Regions from separate parts of the Homo sapiens genome. Here all the other regions are linked to region 3. The links are chromatin loops, found by intact Hi-C in ENCODE. Cell type or tissue: CD14-positive monocyte. All regions are shown on one strand.

Region 1 (2,500 bases), 160 kb after region 3:
ATTCAATCTTTCCACTCCAGGTCTAACAGGTCCCCAGATTCCATCTATTCCAACTCCTAAATGTTTATTTTGTCTTTATACTGCTGCCTCGCTCCACCTGCACTGCTTTAATTCAGCGTTCAATTATCTGTTCACTGGTCTTCCCTCCTCTGATTTGGTTTGAACAAGAGGATCCTTCATACTATCTTCCAGGTGCCAGAAAACAAAATGGTACCCAGAAGCCTTATGGCTGAGGGAAGGGCAGGAATGTTGGAGAAGAAGCAAGGCAGAGGGTGGAATTGAATAGGGGCTTTGGGAAAGCTTGATGAAGGTCTCCTATGCTTGCTCTGGGATTCTTAGGCCCAAGATATAGTTGTGAGTAAACTGGATTGTTCTCAATGCCATTGGTATTTCTCTATGTTCATTTCTTCAGTGTGTTAGTAAAGCCTTTTAGAAAGTATTGGCCCATTTCAAGTATGTTCAAGAGAAACAGGGCCATATGTGCTGGTGGCCACAGAAATCAAAAGCAGAGAACTTCAAGGAGGACAGGAGACTTGGAAGGGTAGAACTAAAGCTCAAAGATGCAGCCCAGTCAGCTCCTAGCATCCAACCACCCTTCACAATTTTCTCCCAAGTCACTGCTTTTCTGTCTGACCCAAAGAGGATTCTACCCCGTGTGTATTAAGGGAGTGATTTTCTTTGTGTTTGTATCCTCACATTTTTCTCTGCCAGAGAGTTGGTGATAGTGAATGGTCACCTGGGAGGATAAAGGTGACAATTTTAGGCCAGCTTAGTTCTTTGTAAAAGGTCTCTAAGAGCCTTTCACCTCTCTGAAAGTGCCTTTTATCAAGACTCCAGATAGGATAGCCTCCAGTGAGAGATTTCCCATCGATTACACACTTGTCAGGGGAAGCACAGGGCCAGCTTAGAGATTTCCATCTTAAACTTTCAAAGGAAGCTGCTTGCTAAAGGTTCTGGAGCTGGAGGAGCCACTAAAAATCAAACAAGTAAGCAGAAACCAAGTTTGACTTTTGGCCCTAGGGGTTGGAGAGATGGAGATGAAAGCTGACAGGCTCCTGCGTGACAGGGCCTCTGTGGAGCCCAAGAGGGTGACTCACAAATCTGAGTGGCACTTCCTCTCCGTGAGTCATCCTGTGAGCAAAGCCTGAACACCCCTGCCCAGCCCCTCAGTGTGAACTCTCCTGGCCTGCTGACCCGGATATTTGCAGGCAGGCCCTGCTACCCTCAACACAGGACACATCCTTGAGGGGTACAGCCTCACTCTCAAAGACAACCAAGGCCTCAGCCCAGCAGATACTTGCTATGGCTAAAAAAGCAGGGGACATTTTATCATAGGGGGGCCATGGGGATGAGCTCTGTTCCTAGGTTATCTTGTAGTCCTGGATCTGCTGTTGACAAACTGAGTGAACTTGAACTTCAGTACGTCACTTAGTCTTAGTGTTTGGGGGCCAGAGTTTCCCAAACTATAAAATAAAAAGAGTACATTGTTTTGTGGAAGAGAGGATATGTACACAGCCATGATGTTAGACATTGACAATAATTTGTGGGGAGTGCAGATCAAGCGTAGGTTAATAACACAGAGAGGAAGTGATATTTGAACCGGGTCTTGAAAGAACAAAGAATTTTCCATTCAGGCAAGAGAGAAGAATATTTCATGCTAGGCAATATATTCCTAAAGCACTGAAGGCAGAAGAGGCAGGGGAGAGATAACGAAGCCAGTATGTGGGAGGAGCAGTGGATTCAAGAGCATGAGAGAGGGAGAGAAGCATAGAGGTGTTTTAGATGCAGGATCAGTAGGTGATGTCCACTGTAGGAACGCACTTCCCGCATTCTACAGAGGATGGCCTGCTGGCTCCTGGGTTGGGTGACTGGGCACCTGATGATTTAATTAAATAAAACACCCAAAGCAGAAGGGGGGTGGGAAATGATGAATCGAATTTCTGACCTATTGAAATGGAAGCATCCATGTTCAACCAACTGACGTGTCCATGAGCTGAATAAACCAGTCTCATGCCCAGAGGAGTGCTTGAAGCTAGAAACACAGATCTGGTGTCATCAGCTGACATTGCTCTAGATCGTTTCGAAGTTCTTTTTTAATTCAAAGTCAAAGGATTTGTGATTCTAAATTTTGTAAAAGGAAAAATTCAAAAATAAATCTTTTTTTCTTCTCATTCTAATGAGACACTTAGTATGTTATCCCCTGCTTCTCTTTCAGTAATGTTTATGTGTCACCATAGGGTGTTTGCAGGATTTATGCTACCAAATTTTGTTTTATTGAGTTTCTGTTGGCTATTCATAGTGGTATTTTAGTCAACATAGAATGGCCTCAGCCCAGAGAATTAAACAGTAGACTGACATCAATGAATCCTTAAAAAAGGCTTTGGAAAAGACTCTTAGCTATTCTCATCAATCATCAGTGGCTCCCCATTTTGTGTAGAATAAAGTTCAAGCTCTTCAGTTTGACATTTGTTTCTGATCATTAGCCATGCCATGAGCAGTC
Region 2 (2,500 bases), 76 kb after region 3:
CCTGTCAGAGGAGTGGGGGTGGGGGCAGGGCTGGCACTGAGGTTGGACCCAAAGGTTACAGGAAAGCTGGAAAGAAGATCATGACAAAGGTTCTGTTTTACTTCCTTTGTTGTGAAGTGAACTTCCTCAAAAAGCACCTTGAAAAAAAGAAAATGGTTTCAGGAGCTGTTATTTTTTGCCTCCTTGGCCTCAAAACTGAGCTGAACGGAGGAAGTTTAATGTGAAACTTTTGATGCACTGTGCGTTAATTAATTAATTAACGCACAGTGCATCGAATGTCAAAGGAATTTAATGGAGAAGCAAAGGCGCCCTTGAATGGACACCAAGCCTTTTGTTCTGCTCATGAAGCATGCCCACTTGCAGAAGCCCTCAGGGATTTAGGAACCTGCCTTCTGTCCCATTAGATGCTATTAGGGTGAATCCGAAGGATGTGAGAGTGAGTGGGCTAAGTAGCTAAGCTATTTAGAGTGAGTGAGTTAAATAGCTAAGCAGTACTCCATTGCCATTCTCTTCCCTCTCTACTCACACCCCTGCCTGGGCTTCTCACAGCTCTGAGAAGCTCTGGAGTACTCCTTTTCCTCCTCACTTGAGACTATCTCAAGAAATCATGGTGTAGAGACACTAGCAGCGTAATCTGTGGACTCTTACATTGTCTTGGTGTTTTTTTCCTTATTAATTCCATGGCCACAGTTTTCTCACCTGTAGCATGGCGGATGATACTGCCTTCTTCATAAGATTAGTCCTTTGAATTTTTTAGAATTTGCATTTCATAGATGCAACAACAGGACCCAAAAATTTAAGTGATTTGTGCAAAGTTACACAGCTAGTAACAGCAATCAGAAATGGAGCTCAGGTCTTCTGTTTCTAAATCCAGTGTTCTTTCCACCAGCAAAGCTTCCCAGCCATGGCATATCGATGGGTCCTCAGTATCCAAAATGTCAGTGTCCTGGGATGACCAGGTAAGGCCTGGGGCTGCAAGGAAAAAGGTTGAGAGGCCCAGAATATAGGACCCTGTAGTTAAAAAAAAATTTGGATGTGCTAATGTTGCTATCACATCATTGAGCATAGGTTTAATTTTTTTATTATTATTTTTGTTTCAGGTTATTTGTTGGAAGCAGAATTATCTACTAGAATTGGCCTAGGAGTGTCACAGCTAGTAGTGTGTGTTAAATGGCACAGCTGTGGTATCATTAGAGCTCTACTTCCCTTCCTGCTGGGCAGCTCAGCGTCATGTGTTCCTGATCTCAGCCCTAGACTCCTGGGGTCACTGTCTAGTCATACTGTCTTTCTTAGTGTCAGAGTCAGCTTATGACACAGTCTCAAGGAGTCACTGCCACCTCTCTTATTTCCATGTCCCCAATTTCAAATTTATTTTATTTTATTTTATTTTTATTTATTTATTTTGAGATGGAGTCTCACTCTTGTTGCCCAGGAAGGAGTGCAATGGCATGACTTCGGCTCACTGCGACCTCTGCCTCCCGGATTCAAGCAATTCTCCTGCCTCGGCCTCCCGAGTAGTTGTAGTTGGGATTACAGGCATGCATCACCACACCTGGCTAATTTTGTATTTTCAGTAGAAACGAAGTTTCACCATGTTGGTGAGACAGATCTCGAACTCCAGACCTCAGGTGATCCACCCGCCTCGGCCTCCCAAAGTGCTGGGATTACAGGCGTGAGCCACCGCGCCCGGCCCCAATTTCAAATTTATCAGAAAGAGCTGCTTAGCTTTCAGTGTCCTAGCATGGACCCTGTTACATATAATGGTCTTTAGGCCACACTCCTTTTAGTTAGAAAACATGAGTGAGTGAGTTGGTATATTCTTCTTCTTCTTCTTTTTTTTTTTTTTTTTTTTGCTTATTCACTGTTAATTCCTCTTAAAAAATCAAAGGGTAGGAGAACTTTAAGCATTTCGAAAGAGACAGCTAATCAATACACATTATTCTCCAAACATTCTAGCAAATTCAAGGAAATTATAAAGTGCCTCCTAAAGACCTCTTCAGATATCTGTGTGCCTGCCCTTCAGAGAGAAAGTTTCCTCTTGGCACATAAAGAAGTCAAATTAGGCCCAGAAGAGACTATCCTTGTTGGAGTGTGAATGTCAAAGAAACTATCTTCAGTAAAAGAGCTTTCTCTCTCAGCATGCTCTGGAGAGAAGAATAACTTTGGTTATTGGTGATGCCTGTGAAATGCGTAGTGAAAGAGTTTTGGGGATCACAAGAACTGATATTTGTATGAAGTCTGAATGTCTTGATTAGTAGGGATTTTAGCTTCTCGCATCCTGGGTAAAGAAACTTTTTACTTCAGAGTGCACTGGGATTTGGAAGCTGCAAAAGGGATAGTACCCAGCCTCTCCCAAGAGAGGTGCTAAGTGCCTTTATCAGGGCTCAGTGGTACCTGCTTGGAAACAATCTCTTTAGATGTATGGAACAAACACTTGCCCATCTCCTCTGCCAACTTCAGAGCAAGGACCTGGTATGACTTTGGGGCCAGGACATTGTCC
Region 3 (2,500 bases):
ACCACTATCTAGTTCCAGAATATTTTCGTCACCCCAAATAAAATCCTATACCTATTAAGCAATTGCTCCTCATTCTACCCTCTACTCCCCCTCTAGCCTCTGGCAAACCGCCAGTTGACTTTGTGTGTCTATGGATTTTCCTTTTCTGAGCATTTCATATTAGTGGAATCATACAGAATGTGGGTCTTTTGTGTCTGACTTCTTTCCCTTAGCATAATGTTTCCAACCTTCATCCATGTTGTAGCATGTATAGAACTTTATTTCTTTTTAGAGCTGAATAATATTCCATTGTATGAATATGCCACACAGAGTGGTTTTAACTCTTGTGGATTATTGCCTTCTTTGAAAATCTGATGACATGCACAAACACACTCTTCTCCCCACAAAACTGCATGTAATTTCAAGGCATTGAAAGAGACCCCCAAGTCCATTAATGTACCCCAGATTAAGATCTCCTGCTCAAGTAAGAGAACTTTTCCTGAATTATCCTATTCATTCATTCACTCATTCACTCATTCATTCATTCATTCATTCTAACCATTCATTTATAATTACTAATTGTATGTAAAGTGCTTTTCTATGGTGGAAGGCATGAGAATAAAAGTGAGAAAAAAGTGGACACTCGTGGAGCTTACTTTCTAGCGGTGGGAAGCAAATAAATTCAATCTGATTTTTACCATTGATCCCACATTTTGAAACATTCTCACTCTCAAAAATTTACATTTATTAAGTAATAATTAATACTAGGAAAATATATTAATAAAAATAATTAATATGGGAAGCAAATAAATTCAATCTGATTATTATTCCAGGAGAGGAATAATACTAAATAATAATTATTAATTATAGTAATAATTATTATTATTCCAGAAAAGGAATAATCTAGCAAAGAGGTCTAGATAATGTTCCTTCTTCCTGTGATAGCGGCAATTCTATCTTTAAATTATGAAACAATTCAGGTGAACATGTGGATTTTCTCAAATTTTTCTTTCAAAAAGGCTACAGTTTGCTATGTTTCATAGTAATTGAGAGCACAGGCTTGGGAGCCAGAGTCTACCTTTTCCATGAAATATCTGTTTCACCCCCACCCCAGAAAGTTAGTTACCTCTCTTCATATATTTTCATCTATAAAATGGTAATAATAATCCTATATAATTTATCCTTTTTACAACAACCCTACTCAATGAAATAAAGTATGTAAAACAACTAAGACACCTGAAATACAGATTTTGCTCAATAAATGGGGGATCATTTGTTTACCAAACAATTGCCCATTGCCATTCTCTCCTGAAGTAAAGCTCCTTTGCATGCTGCTTAACCATGGGGAAAAAGGAAGTGTTCTGTCACATGTGTTGTTTTAGTCAGAAAAAGAAGGAAGTGGGACGTGTCTTACAAGGCTGGAAGAAAAGGAGCTGGGCTGTTTCAGCCCCACCAGTACATACTGGTTGATGTTTCACCTCTCTGTCTCTATTTTGAGAATCATTCTGGATTTTCCTGAGATTTGGGTTCATGATGTCTTGTTTCTGCCTTAAAGGCAGAATCTCCCTTACCCAGCCTCTTCCTTCTGTTTTCTTCTGGGTCTCTGCTTTAGAGAATTCTTCCCTGGCCTTGTTTTCTCCTCTCCCTCCCCAGCCCTGTCACTCAATTCCCCTTATCCTGCTTTCTTTCTCTTCATGGCATTTAACACAATTTTTAATCTCTAGTGCATAGAACAGGGCTGGGCACTAGCAGACACTCAAGGAAATATTTATTGGACAGACCAATTTATTGAAAATCTCAGTATTCATGAATTTTGTATTTCCTGCCCACTTGCTGTTAGGTGTGGCTCAATTACTCATTTTGACTAATGAACTGTACTGAGTGGAAGTGACAATGTATCACTCTCAGGCAGATCCTTAATGAGCCAGGGCAAGCTATTGATTCTCTTTCCTTCTGTTGTGTAGCTAACCATATGTGAGATTGTGGCTGCATTGTCATCCCAAGTCCCAGAGTGGCTACAATGAGTGGAGCCTCCCCTAATTTCTTGTGATAGGGATGTTACATAAAAAAGAAATAAATCTTTACTGTTTTAAGCCACAGAGCTTTGTGGGTTATTTGTTACTACAGCATAACCTATATTTTCCTGACTGATACAAGTGCCAACCTTATAATTTAGTCTCTTACTCTCTCCCCACAAAAGAGATCTGGTAACACTCAACTTCAAATAAAAAACCCATGATTAGAAAAAATAGATGTGGCATTATAGTACTATCTTAGGTCGCATCTACGTCTAATTTATTCACAAGATGTCTACAGAATGATCATTGGTCAGCTCCTACTTCATGTACCGCACTTTAGCACTGGAGAATGAGATTAAGTTTTAGAAATCATTTCCTTCAGGTAGCAGAGGTTTCTCCACATGAGACCTCCCTACCCCACCCCCATCCCCAGGCCCTGTGCAATTTGTTCTTCCTCAGCCTCCACTGCAATGACTAAATCTGCACAGTCTCTGACCAACGTT

What was found. Peaks named below come from ENCODE experiments on the same cell type or tissue, not always from the same donor. Only the 100,000 strongest peaks of a DNase experiment are listed, where the experiment ranks them.
Region 1: it touches region 3 in a loop (5-fold over the local background); 3 of 110 quality-filtered maps call a loop at or near these places.
Region 2: a loop joins it to region 3, with 4 times the contacts of the local background. A loop is called at or near these places in 6 of 110 quality-filtered maps.

Annotation. Positions count from the first base shown.
Region 1 is chr9:99,432,366-99,434,865 of GRCh38, reverse strand. All of the region lies in intron 2 of LOC107987011 (a long non-coding RNA gene), which reads left to right. Among named protein-coding and RNA genes, the nearest start is that of NAMA, 58 kb to the right of the region's middle. RefSeq lists enhancers at 1,002-1,081, 1,092-1,211, 520-1,719. In CD14-positive monocyte, no CTCF peak of the experiment used is centred here; a DNase peak (open chromatin) is centred at 1,105; H3K27ac peaks cover 1,636 bases.
Region 2 is chr9:99,514,026-99,516,525 of GRCh38, reverse strand. No RefSeq gene overlaps it. Among named protein-coding and RNA genes, the nearest start is that of NAMA, 140 kb to the right of the region's middle. RefSeq lists an enhancer at 192-251. In CD14-positive monocyte, no CTCF peak of the experiment used is centred here; DNase peaks (open chromatin) are centred at 85 and 1,245; H3K27ac peaks cover 160 bases.
Region 3 is chr9:99,589,944-99,592,443 of GRCh38, reverse strand. The region is part of intron 4 of LOC101928438 (a long non-coding RNA gene); the gene reads left to right. Among named protein-coding and RNA genes, the nearest start is that of NAMA, 220 kb to the right of the region's middle. In CD14-positive monocyte, no CTCF peak of the experiment used is centred here; DNase peaks (open chromatin) are centred at 1,373 and 1,873; H3K4me3 peaks cover 777 bases; H3K27ac peaks cover 1,597 bases.